Regions from separate parts of the Homo sapiens genome. Here region 2 is linked to region 1. Evidence: chromatin contacts called from ENCODE Hi-C or POLR2A ChIA-PET data. All regions are on one chromosome and are shown on one strand. Each heading gives the region's core, a stretch centred on a gene start or an enhancer-like site at or near the end of the contact. The rest is flanking DNA. Distances are from core to core; before and after follow the strand shown. Region 1 holds the start of GZF1 (GDNF inducible zinc finger protein 1). Region 2 holds the start of LINC03125 (long intergenic non-protein coding RNA 3125).

The links. A loop is a pair of places that touch in the nucleus more often than their neighbours do. ChIA-PET counts read pairs that join two places held with the same protein, here RNA polymerase II (POLR2A). Pooled maps may share reads with other maps.
Region 2: a loop to region 1 is called in a map of ascending aorta, with 4 times the contacts of the local background. The contact joins the promoter of LINC03125 here to the promoter of GZF1 in region 1. A Hi-C loop is called at or near these places in 16 of 168 maps with a recorded cell type or tissue (CD14-positive monocyte, HCT116, IMR-90 and 10 more), 4 of 37 single-sample maps with no recorded cell type and 22 of 50 pooled maps. POLR2A ChIA-PET finds 5 or more read pairs at or near these places in 10 of 52 experiments (GM12878, HEK293T, HepG2 and 7 more).

Annotation. Positions count from the first base shown.
Region 1 is chr20:23,359,763-23,365,646 of GRCh38, forward strand. It overlaps GZF1 (GDNF inducible zinc finger protein 1), which reads left to right and starts at 2,420. Exons shown (of 6, transcript NM_022482.5): 1 at 2,420-2,475; 2 at 4,601-5,884. The coding sequence starts at 4,622. RefSeq lists silencers at 1,706-1,795, 2,216-2,705 and enhancers at 1,886-2,145, 3,960-4,019.
Region 2 is chr20:23,144,590-23,150,473 of GRCh38, forward strand. LINC03125 (long intergenic non-protein coding RNA 3125) reads left to right here and starts at 3,514. Exons shown (of 6, transcript NR_199692.1): 1 at 3,514-3,825. RefSeq lists enhancers at 2,963-4,162, 5,657-5,884.

The sequences.
Region 1 (5,884 bases), core at 1,170-3,669:
GCATGATCGAAGCTCACTGCAACCTCCATCTCCTGGGTTCAAGTGATTCTCCTGCCTCAGCCTCCTGAGCATCTGGGATTACAAGTGCCTGTCACCACTCCCGGCTAATTTGGTTTTGTTTTTTTGAGACAGAGTTTTCCTCTGTTGCCCAGGCTGGAATGCAGTGGTGCAATCTCCGCTCACTGCAACCTCTGCCTCCCATGTTCAAGCGATTCTCCTGCCTCAGTCTCCTGAATAGCTGGGATTAAAGGCATGTACCACCTCGCCCAGCTAATTTTTGTATTATTAGCAGGGAAAGGGTTTCACCATGTTGTCCAGGCTGGTCTTGAACTCCTGACCTCAGGTGATCCGCCCACTTCAGCCTCCCAAAGTGCTAGAATTACAGGTGTGAGCCACCGCACCTGGCCTAATTTTTGTATTTTAGCAGAGACGGGGTTTCACCATGTTGGCCAGGCTGGTCTTCAACTCCTGACCTCAAGTGATCGGCCCGCCTCGGCCTCCCAAAGTGCTGGGATTACAGGCGTGAGCCACCGTGCCTGACCACCTTTTTGTAATGCAAAACAAAATCATAAAACACGATTCTGGGCCTGCTGGAGCCATGGGTGAAAACTGCGTTCATTCCAATTTCTTCAAATCATGGAATGCAAATATAGAGAGTCGGCCTAAGAAAGATTTCTGTCACTCATTCATTCTTCAAATATTTATTGAGCACCTACTATGTGTGGGAAGCTGGCTCCTGTTCAGGAAATATAATTAAAAGTACAATCTCCCAACCCTCTTCAGAAAGGTAGTGGAGAAAGAAAACACTTTGTAATTGAATAAGCATTAAACTAGAATGTGATACCCATCACAGGCAATCCATTAAGAGACTGCAAAGACAGAACGAAATCTCACTCTTTTGTGCAGCCAAGCAATCTATTACACACATTTTCAAGATAAACAATAACTAGCTCTCAAGGGAACTTGGCAGCATTTTTCATCACACACAGTTCATCTAACCTGATATTTGGGATGATCCTCTGTGTTAGCCAATTGGCTTTATCTAGAGGAAAAAGAAACTTGTATCTTTATGATATGAGATAATTTTGTAAGTTGGAGCAAAGGGCCCACTGAAGTTAGGCTCCTACTCCCCCATTAAAACTGGGAGACAGGGGCATTAACTCCCTTGATACTTAAAGAGATGGCTCCTAGGTCCTAGAAAAAGACATATCTAGGTTATAAAGCGCACAAAAAGGCCTAACTAGTCTTCAAAAGGATTTATATATTTCAAAGAGAGGAAAAAGTACTTACACTAATTACCAATTTTCTAAAAGTAAATGTTCGAAGAAAAAGGGAGGGAAATCTCATATTTTCAACAGGAAGTAGTAAACCTTATTTTAAATTTGTATTTGTCCTGACAGTCCCCAAACATTACAAACTCAACGTGTCGGTAAGACAAGGCTGAGTTAACTGCTGGCCACAGTAAGGGACAGCATGACCTGGCAAAGCTTTACCAATGGCTGGGAGCAAAAGGCAAGGTCAGTTTATTGAGAACTGGAAGTCTGACTCAAGGAAGGTGTTTCAAAGCGGGCTTTAGTTAGTATTGAGCAAGAATTGGTGGAAACAGCAAGATTTCGAGGAGTCAGCGAATCTTAGGGAATCAATTGTGCTTTCCCCGAAGAGTGGATGGGTCTCTGGGGAAGTTCTGTAGTGAACAAAGCTTTCGCCCGAATGGGAACTCCTGGAAATAAAGCCCTGCAGTAAAGACGGCAGGGTGCGGTCCCGGCTCCTGGCGCGCCGAGCCCCCCAGCAGGGCGGGGGCACCGCGGAAGAAGCGCCCCAGAGGAGAGCGCCGCGCCGAGCCCCGCCTGGCGCCAGTTCTCCAGCGCCCGTGGAGGCATCTGCGCCCCTAGTAGCCAAGGTGAGTACCAGCTCCAAGCCCGGCTTTCCGCGAGGTCCCTCGCGTGGCCACCGTGCCCTAAGGGTGCGCTCGGCCTCGGGGACGTGAGCAGCTCTTAGTGGGAAGCCAGCTGCAGGCCCTGACCGCAGGCTGCTGGGGCCCGGAAGCGCTGGCGCCTTGCGGCCAGAAGCCCGGAATGGACGCGAAAGTGACCACGCGAATCTGACGCTCACGTGACTTTTCGCGACTGGCCCCGCCCCCCTGTGGCGTGCCGCAGCGCAGACGTCGCTGTCTCCTGCGCAGGCGCAGGCCTTGGCTCGCGGCGGGTGACGCAATGCGGCGGGTGACGCAATCCGGCGTCGCCAGTCAGTCGCGCGGCCAGATCAGGTAACTGCCCGAACCGCTCCGCCGCCCGACGTGTGGCTCAGCCCCTTCCTCAGCCCCGCCAGGGGCGGGGCCGGCCGCGGGAGGGGAGGGGCCTGCAGCGACCAATCGGCGGTGCCCGCGCAGGGTGCTACGCCACGCCCAGCCGGGCCGGCCGTTCCTACCGGCCTGGTCCAGCGGACAGCGGCTGCAGCGGGGGCGCCGGCTGGGAGGTGAGTGCGCGGCCCGTAGGCCTGGCTCCGGCCCCTCGCCGCCCGCCGCCGCCTCTTTGTCCGCGCGCCCCGGCTGCTCTGTGGACCTGCGCGTCTCGGGGATGCGGGAGCGGGGGCAGGGGGCGGCCCGAGGGCCTGATCCACGCGGCCCCGGATGCCCGCGTCGGGAGGCGGCGCGTCGGGCCGAGGAGGGGCTTCTCTGTGGCTGCAGTAGTTTGTTCTCTGGGTCGTCTTTGGAGTGGCCGAGCGGCGTCCGGGCGCTGGGGCGGCCAAGTGGCGCGGGAAGGGTGGGAGGTGCCGTGAGGGCGGCGAGGACAGCGGCGGATTTAAGCCCCACTGGAAACCCCGGCCCTTGTGGCCGTGGACTGGGCTGCGGGTAGCAGCGTCTCCTGGAAGGGCTCTGGCCCCGTGAGCCTCGGGGATTCAGGGGCCGCCGACGTTGGTGCAGATGCCGGGCGCACTGGGAGGCGGCCGGAATGCCAATGAGATTCGGCGGATACGCAGCTGTCACCGGCCGCAGACTGCCCTGTCGCCACCTCCAGTGCCTGCACTCCAGTAGCCAAGCAACATAGGAAATCGCGCTCAGAACCCACTTTGTTGATTGAGAAATCAGGTCTCCTCGAGGGCCCTGTTGGCAGAGGTCTGGGGAAGTCAGGGCATCAGGCTGAGAGAGCCCTCTGCAGTCTTGTTTCCCCAGGCTGGGGCTGGGACCACTGAAACCCCAGTGGCTCTATAAGAGCCCCACTCTTATAGATCCCTTCCTTAGGCTTTGTCAGTGTTCTCACAGTTTTACTGGGGCGTCTCCTTCAGGCGACATTGATCAAGCCTCATAGGTACCTGTTTACAGCGGAACTCCCAGAGGGCAGTCTTTTCCATGTTTGAGGGACTGCTAGTTGTGGGGAGCGGTCTCATTGATGAGACTGGAGAAGGGGAGAGGGGTGGGACTAGTTTATCAGGGAAGATGATGACAACTTTTTTTCTAGACACGTTGAATCCGAGGTGACATCTGTGGTCTGGCCGAAGGAGGCTAGAAGGAAGGCATGTGCTTTGGATGGATGGAAACAGGAATCAAAGAGGAAGGTAGATTCAGGAGCTGAAGGGCAGGGAGAAAACACATTCAGGGAGTTTGTGGCAAAGCAGCAGAAATGACGATGGGGTGACGGTATCTGGAGGCCTTAGGTGGGGTTGGTGAAATTTGCATGCCCGCTGCAGTGGAAAGATTTAGGGGCTAAAGATAGCCCTTTGCCTTTGGCAAGGCTGAGGGGAAGAGTGTGTTGAGTAGTCTGAGTTGAATCCGGGCACCAGGCCCTGGCTCATGTCCCAACCAGCCATTGACTGTTACCTTGATAGGTCCTCATCTATGAAATGGGGATCACTGTAGCACCTTGGCCTATGTGTGGGAAACCAATAAACTAGCCAACAAGTTTCAGGCTCATGGAACCCTGGTAACAGCCGGTCAGCCTTCTTCAGAGGAGGAAATGGGTTCAGAGAAGTTGCTTGCTCAAAGTAGCACAGCTTGTAAAAGCTGTGGAACTTAACATTATTTCAGTAGAGTAACAATAATTCAAATTCTGAGGAGTTTAGGATGTTGGGAATGGGCGATGAATTGTGAACTACTTTTCCAAGAAGTTTTCCTCATGGAAAGTAGTTATTTAGTTGGTTCTTTTCAAAGGCAGAAATGATTCCCTGAGGTTTTGGATTTGCTCCCAGATGGTGGTGGCTATGTGTTTTAATTATCTGGTTTCCTGATCAGAGAACTAGACATTATTGTTGCCATGAATTCTTTTACAGTTTTGGGGACTATGTAAGCAAATTAGACAGTGACCTTGGTGAGCAAATTACTGTGTTAATGTATTTCACTAATCACAACTTCCATCATTTGTTTATCACTGGAGGAAACCTTAGAATACACTATTTTTCATGCCAATTTATTACCTTAGGAAAATGCATGAGGAACCTCACTTTAGAAAACTGCTAAGAAGTAAAATGTCATTCGAATCTTTACCTGAGTAAAGCTAGGTTGTTAATGAGTCTATATCCTCTCAAGTACTGAAGGAATCCTCATAAATTTTAGTCCTTTTGCATCAGTGGTTGCTCATGCATAATTCTTGTTTCTTTTTCAAAGCTGTTTTTGGAAGGAAGAAAGATGGAAAGCGGTGCAGTTCTGCTGGAATCCAAATCCTCCCCATTTAACCTACTGCATGAGATGCATGAGCTTCGCCTCCTGGGTCACCTGTGTGACGTGACAGTCAGCGTGGAGTATCAGGGTGTCCGCAAAGACTTCATGGCCCACAAGGCAGTGCTGGCTGCCACCAGCAAGTTTTTTAAGGAAGTGTTCCTTAATGAGAAGAGTGTGGATGGTACTAGGACTAATGTCTACTTAAATGAAGTGCAGGTTGCTGACTTTGCTTCATTTCTTGAGTTTGTCTACACTGCAAAGGTACAGGTGGAAGAAGATCGGGTGCAGCGAATGCTGGAAGTGGCTGAAAAGCTGAAATGTTTGGATTTATCAGAAACTTGTTTTCAATTAAAGAAACAGATGTTAGAGTCAGTACTTTTGGAGTTGCAAAATTTCTCAGAGTCTCAGGAGGTGGAGGTGAGCAGTGGCTCCCAAGTTAGTGCTGCTCCTGCCCCCAGGGCAAGTGTGGCCACCGATGGCCCTCACCCCAGTGGTCTCACGGATTCCTTGGACTACCCAGGAGAGAGAGCCAGCAATGGCATGTCTTCAGATTTGCCACCGAAGAAGTCCAAGGACAAACTAGACAAGAAGAAAGAGGTAGTTAAACCTCCCTACCCTAAAATCAGGAGAGCTAGTGGAAGGCTGGCTGGGAGGAAGGTCTTTGTGGAGATCCCTAAAAAGAAATATACGAGAAGACTCCGAGAGCAGCAGAAAACTGCTGAGGGTGATGTGGGGGACTACAGGTGTCCCCAGGACCAAAGCCCGGACAGGGTGGGCACGGAGATGGAGCAGGTTTCCAAAAATGAGGGTTGCCAGGCAGGTGCTGAGTTGGAGGAATTGTCAAAGAAAGCAGGGCCGGAGGAGGAAGAGGAGGAGGAGGAGGAGGACGAAGAAGGGGAGAAGAAGAAGAGCAACTTTAAGTGCAGCATTTGCGAGAAGGCGTTTCTGTATGAGAAGAGCTTCCTGAAGCACAGCAAGCACCGCCACGGCGTGGCCACCGAGGTGGTGTACCGCTGCGACACCTGCGGCCAGACCTTCGCCAACCGCTGCAACCTGAAGAGCCACCAGCGCCACGTGCACAGCAGCGAGCGCCATTTCCCATGCGAGCTGTGCGGGAAGAAGTTCAAGCGCAAGAAGGACGTGAAGCGGCACGTGCTGCAGGTGCATGAGGGCGGCGGCGAGCGGCACCGCTGCGGCCAGTGCGGCAAGGGCCTGAGTTCCAAGACAGCG
Region 2 (5,884 bases), core at 2,264-4,763, 210 kb before region 1:
AGCTGGCTCCACAGAACAGATATCCATTGAGATGCTCTGAGGGATGTGTGGAGGGTTTCGGAAAATACACTCTCTCGGGGCTTGGAGGTCTGGCACCCACTCTAGCATGGCTGTGGCTCCAAGGAGAGCCTGGCCTTGCCTGGGAACCTCTGCCATGTCACCCTCTTCCCTGGCACTCCATGAAAGATGCAGCTCTCACAGCTCCCAGATGTTCTCTCAGCAGGAGCTATACAGGTTAGCAGGAGGCAGGAGGCCCAGACTCCTGGACAAGTGTAGGCAGCTCTCTCGGTGGGCTGCTGGGGAAACCCTGCTGGCTGGTGGAAAAGAGTTAAACCTTTAGGACAGAATTACATCCCTTAGATAACCCAATTCTCCCCAGCTTGCAGGGCTGCTCAAGTCAACAAGCTCTCCATACTCAGTGAGCCAAGGATGCCAGATGGCAGGCTGCGGGCACTGATGGGCCAGAGGACCAAGTCAGTGTTACGTGGAGAATGAAAACAGGGAGAATGAATGACAGAGCATGACCGGGCGGGCTGAGGTAAGGCCCAGGAAGGCCCATTTCCACAAAGAGCCACACGGCAAGAAGAAGCCAGCCTGGTGGGGAAAGCAGCCTGTGCAAAAGCTTGGTTTGTCCAAATAAAGAGAAGGAGAATGACACGGCTGCAGTCTTGTGAGCCATGGCAGAGGGAATTAGAGCAGCCACAGCGGGCAGTAAGAGGCCAGGAAAGGGAGGTCAGGACTTCTATCAGTGTTGTGGAGCAAGGCTGCTGGGTCTGAATCAGGAACATGAAATCATCTGACTGGTGGTTTTCAAAGAAAGAGCTTGCTGCCTGCCTGCGGGGAAGGACTGCAGGAGGAGGATGCTGGATGCAAGTAGGGAGGCTTTGCAGCAGGACAATCCAGGGTGACGGCGTGAGGTATGAGGGTCAGAGTTGAGATGGAGTCAGTCTGCAGACTTGGCATGGAAGGCGAGAACTCACAGAGAGAGCACGTGTGCTGTATGTGTCACGCAGGATGGCAACCGCTCCCAGACGGGCACTGATGGAAACAGTGAATCAGAGAAAGGGCTGAAACAGTGCCCTGAAGCCTGGCCAGGCAGGGTCACTGGGAGCACCCTGGTGGGGTGTGCAATTGTATGGTTCATTTGCCCAACACGGCACAATGCACAACAGAGAAAATCAAATCAAACTCCAGACAAGAACACTTTGCTTAAGAAAGCAGATGTGAGAAATGTGCCACTTGTTTGTGAAAGTTTTTCATCAAAACAGCTCTCACAGAGATGGGGGGGTTTGATTTAAATGAGAAATGTGCTTATAAAAAACAGATCTTTGGTGAGTAATGAATAGCTATTATCTTATCTATTTAATTATGTATTTAAACGACATATGAAATTTATTATATTTTCCTAAACAAGTTTGAATTATGTTTTTGATTATCTGAAGTGCAACAAAGTTCATCTGCAATGATTCAGCTGTTTATTCATTCTAATATATGGCCACCTACTACACTGTCTGGCACCTATCGAGAGTTTAACAGATGTTTAATTAATAAGTAAGCATCAGTTGGTGAATAGCAGTGCTATTCCAAGATCTTGAGGAAATATTAGAATCTATAAGATGTGGCTCTTCCTGGACAATCAGGCTGAACTCAGCAATTCTGCCACTTCTCAGAGGCCAAAACCACTCCATGAGAAGGCTCCCTATCAGAGCCAAATCACCTCTGGGCAGAGCCAAGATAAATCCAGTGCAATCTACATGAAGTTGTCTGTTTAGACCACACAGATCTGCACAATCTTCCCTACAGGGCCCTGGTGACATCTGCTGAAATGAATGAAGCAGTCGAATCAAGGGCACCATGCTTCACAGTCACGTTTCTCATCTTTTCGCTGCATGGACTGTTCTGCGGGGACGTGGCGGGTCTCGGGGCTGGGCAGTCTCAGAGGGTCAGGATCTGAGCGCACTATGGATCCGGGGAGAGGGAAGGGTTAAGAATCAGTGAGGAAGGGGCTGGGCAAGGACATTCTACCCACCCCCCACCCCCCGCCAAAAAAAAAAAAAAAAAAACAACTCACAGGAGGCAAATCTTTGGTGTGTATTTGCAAATGCCAAAGAGAAACATAAAAGAATGGTTTTCCTATGGAACACTGAAGAAAAATGTCGATCCTGATCTTTCCTCTGTCTCCTGCTTGCCCCCTGCCCTACGAGGCCAAGCAGCCAAGCAAGTGGTCAACAGGTGGCCTCTCCGAGCAGAACCGTTTCAGATGTTTAAGAGAAATGACATTTTAGGAGTGGAGCAATGAGCTCAACTTTCTGTGACAAACTTCAGGGGTACTTGTTTAAAAGCATGTTATTTGTGCTTCACCCACAAAGGTTCCAATTTGGAAGAGCTGAACTGGGCCCAGGAATGTATATCCTTTGTGTGTCCAGGAGGAGGTGTGGGTGGAGATAAGCAGCTCCTTGACCACACTTCAAGCAACAACTGGGGTGTGATTCTGAGGCATGTCTTCTCCTCCTCCATTGACTTTCTCCTCTCCAAAGGGTTATCACTGGTGTGACCAGCTCCTCCAGAGGTACCTAAGGTGATCTCATAGCAAAGACCCACGCCCTGGACCCATCCTGCTAGTGATGAATCTGAAGGTTCTGAAGGTTCTGTGCATAACCATGTGGAGCCTGAGTGCACAGGGGCCCAGAGCTATCCTGATTTCTAATCTGGAGCTCTTTTGTCTCTACCAAACTGCTTCTTTATTGAAACTTTACATCCTGAGGGGTTCACTGAATAACAGCGACCCCAAGGCACCTAGAAACAAGCAATGTCATGTTTCTGTACTTGGATTAGAAAACAGGAAGGGAAGGCAGGAGAGTGTGTGGTGTATCTTAGAAAAACTTTTTAAACGTGATACAATCTGAGGAAAATTTGCATTGATGCCAGTAGAGGGCTAGATAGCTTTAAAATTGATCATTTAAATGTATTGACGTAGAAACGTATTCACAATATACTTTAAATGGAAAGCTGTGTTAGGGTCAAGTCTTACAATGCGATTCCACGGTTGCACTGCCACACACACACACTTACATATGTGCCCAGAAAAGCATTGGAAGTAAACCACGTCCTCCTGTTAATAGCAATTGTTTCTGGGTGGTGGAGTTTAGGGGAACTGATGCACTTTTTTCTTTGGTTTTGCCCATCTGTACTGTAACTTTCCCCGAACAAATGTGCATCACTTGTGTCATAATTTACTTTTTTTAAATACATGGAAACAACCACAGTCTGTATTTATTCTCTGGTTAAAGTGCTAAGCCTTGTAATCTAGAATATTCATCTGTCCGAGACTGTACCCTGGGACTCATCTCACGATGAGACATTTGGCCTCCTCCCCAACTCAGTTTCAGAATTCATCTGCTGGATTTCTGAGTCCCACTGAGTGATTAATGTCACACGGGTGACAAGGCATGACTCATAGGCACCAAGAAAGCAGCAGCAGTGTGTGCAGGCCGGGAAGTTGCCACAGCCCTCACTCAGGGCTTCATGCACGCCAGGGCAGTCCTGGGTCAATGGTCTCTTTCCCCTCCTCCTGTTGGATAGATGAAGAGGCCTGAGCAGGAAGGTGGTGGTTCCGTGGGGAATCTTCAGTGACTGGAGTATGTTGTAAGGATGGTGAATCGTCACTTGGCCAGCCAGGGTTTGGCAGTCAAGACAGAGAGCAGTGTCTGGGCCCACAGCATGAGAGACTGCTGGACTTCAGTCTTCGGAGCAGGCAAGAACGGGGAGCTTCTGTGGATTTCTATTCCTGTCGCCTGTCACTGTGAACAGTGCCCAGTACTGCTGGTCAGTAAATGTTTGCTAAAATACTGAGCAACCAAGGAAGTGACTTCAGTTGAACTCTGTACCTGTTGTGTTCACTTCCTTTGCAACATGCGTGACTAATGGTTACTCCTTCTCTTGAATGCTTCCAGAAGAGTAGCACTCACCACCTCATGAGGAAAGGCACTGCAACTTTGGTCAATGATATCTGTTAGAAAGATCTTTTCCTATATTTAGAAGAGTGATTCTCATACCTGAGCATGTATGAGAATCAGTGGGTTTGAGGTGGGCCCAAGAATTTCCCTTTCTAACAAGTTCCCAGAAGATGCTGATGTGGCAGCTTCTAGCACAGTGCTTGGAAATCCATGAGTTTTCAAGAGGACAATCTAAAGTGTTCCTTTGTTTTCCTTTACTTCCCCTCATTCTCAAATCCTATGGGGATGACACAGAGAACCACAAACAAAACAACACACACACACACACACACACACACACATACACACACAGAGCACCCTTGTCCCTAGCTTTATCCTCTGGGATACACAGGACAAGCTCCTCCCTGTTCTATGTGCAACTTTTAAAATATGTGCAACTTTTAAAATACGTGGATGTGGCTTTCACATCTTCTTAGTCCCTCTTTAGCAGATTTTTTACAAAACAAATAAGCCAGGAAACCATGGTCTGAAAGGATTCCTGCTCTGGTGAGATCCAAGACCCACAGCGAGGGCGAAGACAGAGGTCTTGCTGCAGCCCCGGCTTCCTCCACATGGAGGTCCCAGGAAGACGGCATAAGCCATTGCCTCGATAATAACCTGCTTGCTAACTTCCAGCCAGTGCTTCCACATTTTCATGACTTCCAAAGGTTCAGATGAGGATGGTAGTTGTGAGTTTGGGATGAAGTCTTCTGAGCGACTCCTATGGCCCAGCCACAGGGACCTGGGGCTGGAGAGAGAGGACCATCCCAGGCTGCAGCAGCCAACACCTGTGTGGAGGTGCAGGCCCGTGGCCCCCAGCTGTGGTGGACACAGCTGTGCTTCCTGATAGCACCCTTCCCTGCACCTACACCGTGACATCCTCCTCCTCAGCCTGAGTGCAGGCACCACCTGAAGGGTATTTGGGGGAGGGCACCAGTGTCCCCAAGGTAGGAGCTAGTGCATATGGCCTCGTCCTTCAGAGGGACAATTCTGAGAGGCAATCTGCGTGCTTTCAAAGGCCCAGAAACACACCCTGTGTTGCCTCCTCCCTGTCTGACTCTTCCTCTTCCTCCTGCTCCCTGGGACCAGCTCCCAAACAAACTCAATTTCTTCTCTCAGTCGAAGTTTGCTAAGTGAGTGAAGAGTCAAATAAATGATGTTGCTTAACTCTCCCTCTGATGTGTGAATGTCCTCTAGGAACAAGCCTTTTGTAGGAGAACTGTAGGCCAGGGCTGAGTGCACCTGGGATGCAGGATCTCCAGGGGGGACCTATCACTTGTGCGAATTTAAACCTGCTCAGAGCTTAGGGCCCGGCTCTGCTCAAGATGGGCAGAAATAAAGAAGACTAAACATTTACATCTCAAGAGTTTATTTACCCTGGCCTGACTCTTCAAAAAATGCCATTGCTGCTACCCTGAGGATTAACCATGGCCATTTTTAGACCAGGTGCCATCCTGCCTTTAGCCTCGGGTCACCCCTCTGACTCACTGCCAGGAAACGGAGCCTAGACCCTGATGTGTGGTGAGAATTGGCCTGGTTTTCACCTGAGATCCACACTTGAGAAAGCTGATTGAACTCACAGCGTGCCATCCTGCCTAAGATCCTCTTCAGAGATTCTATTTCCCAGAGGGAGGGGATCACTTTCCGCAGTGGGGTTTCTATCTGGGACATTTCTCTTCATCTGTAGGAACCCTATTTAAAGGCTAGAAAATCTGAGGGAGAAGTGGAAAGAAGAAAGCTGTGTAGCTGTGACGATGGCCTGGGACATGGATTCCCAAAGCCTGACCCTCCGCTGTGCCCCCTGCTCCCCAGCAGGCATGGTTAGCCTGTCATGGAACCCTGCACCTGAGCCTGGGCGAGCTCCAGATTCCTCAGCACACAGAGCTCCA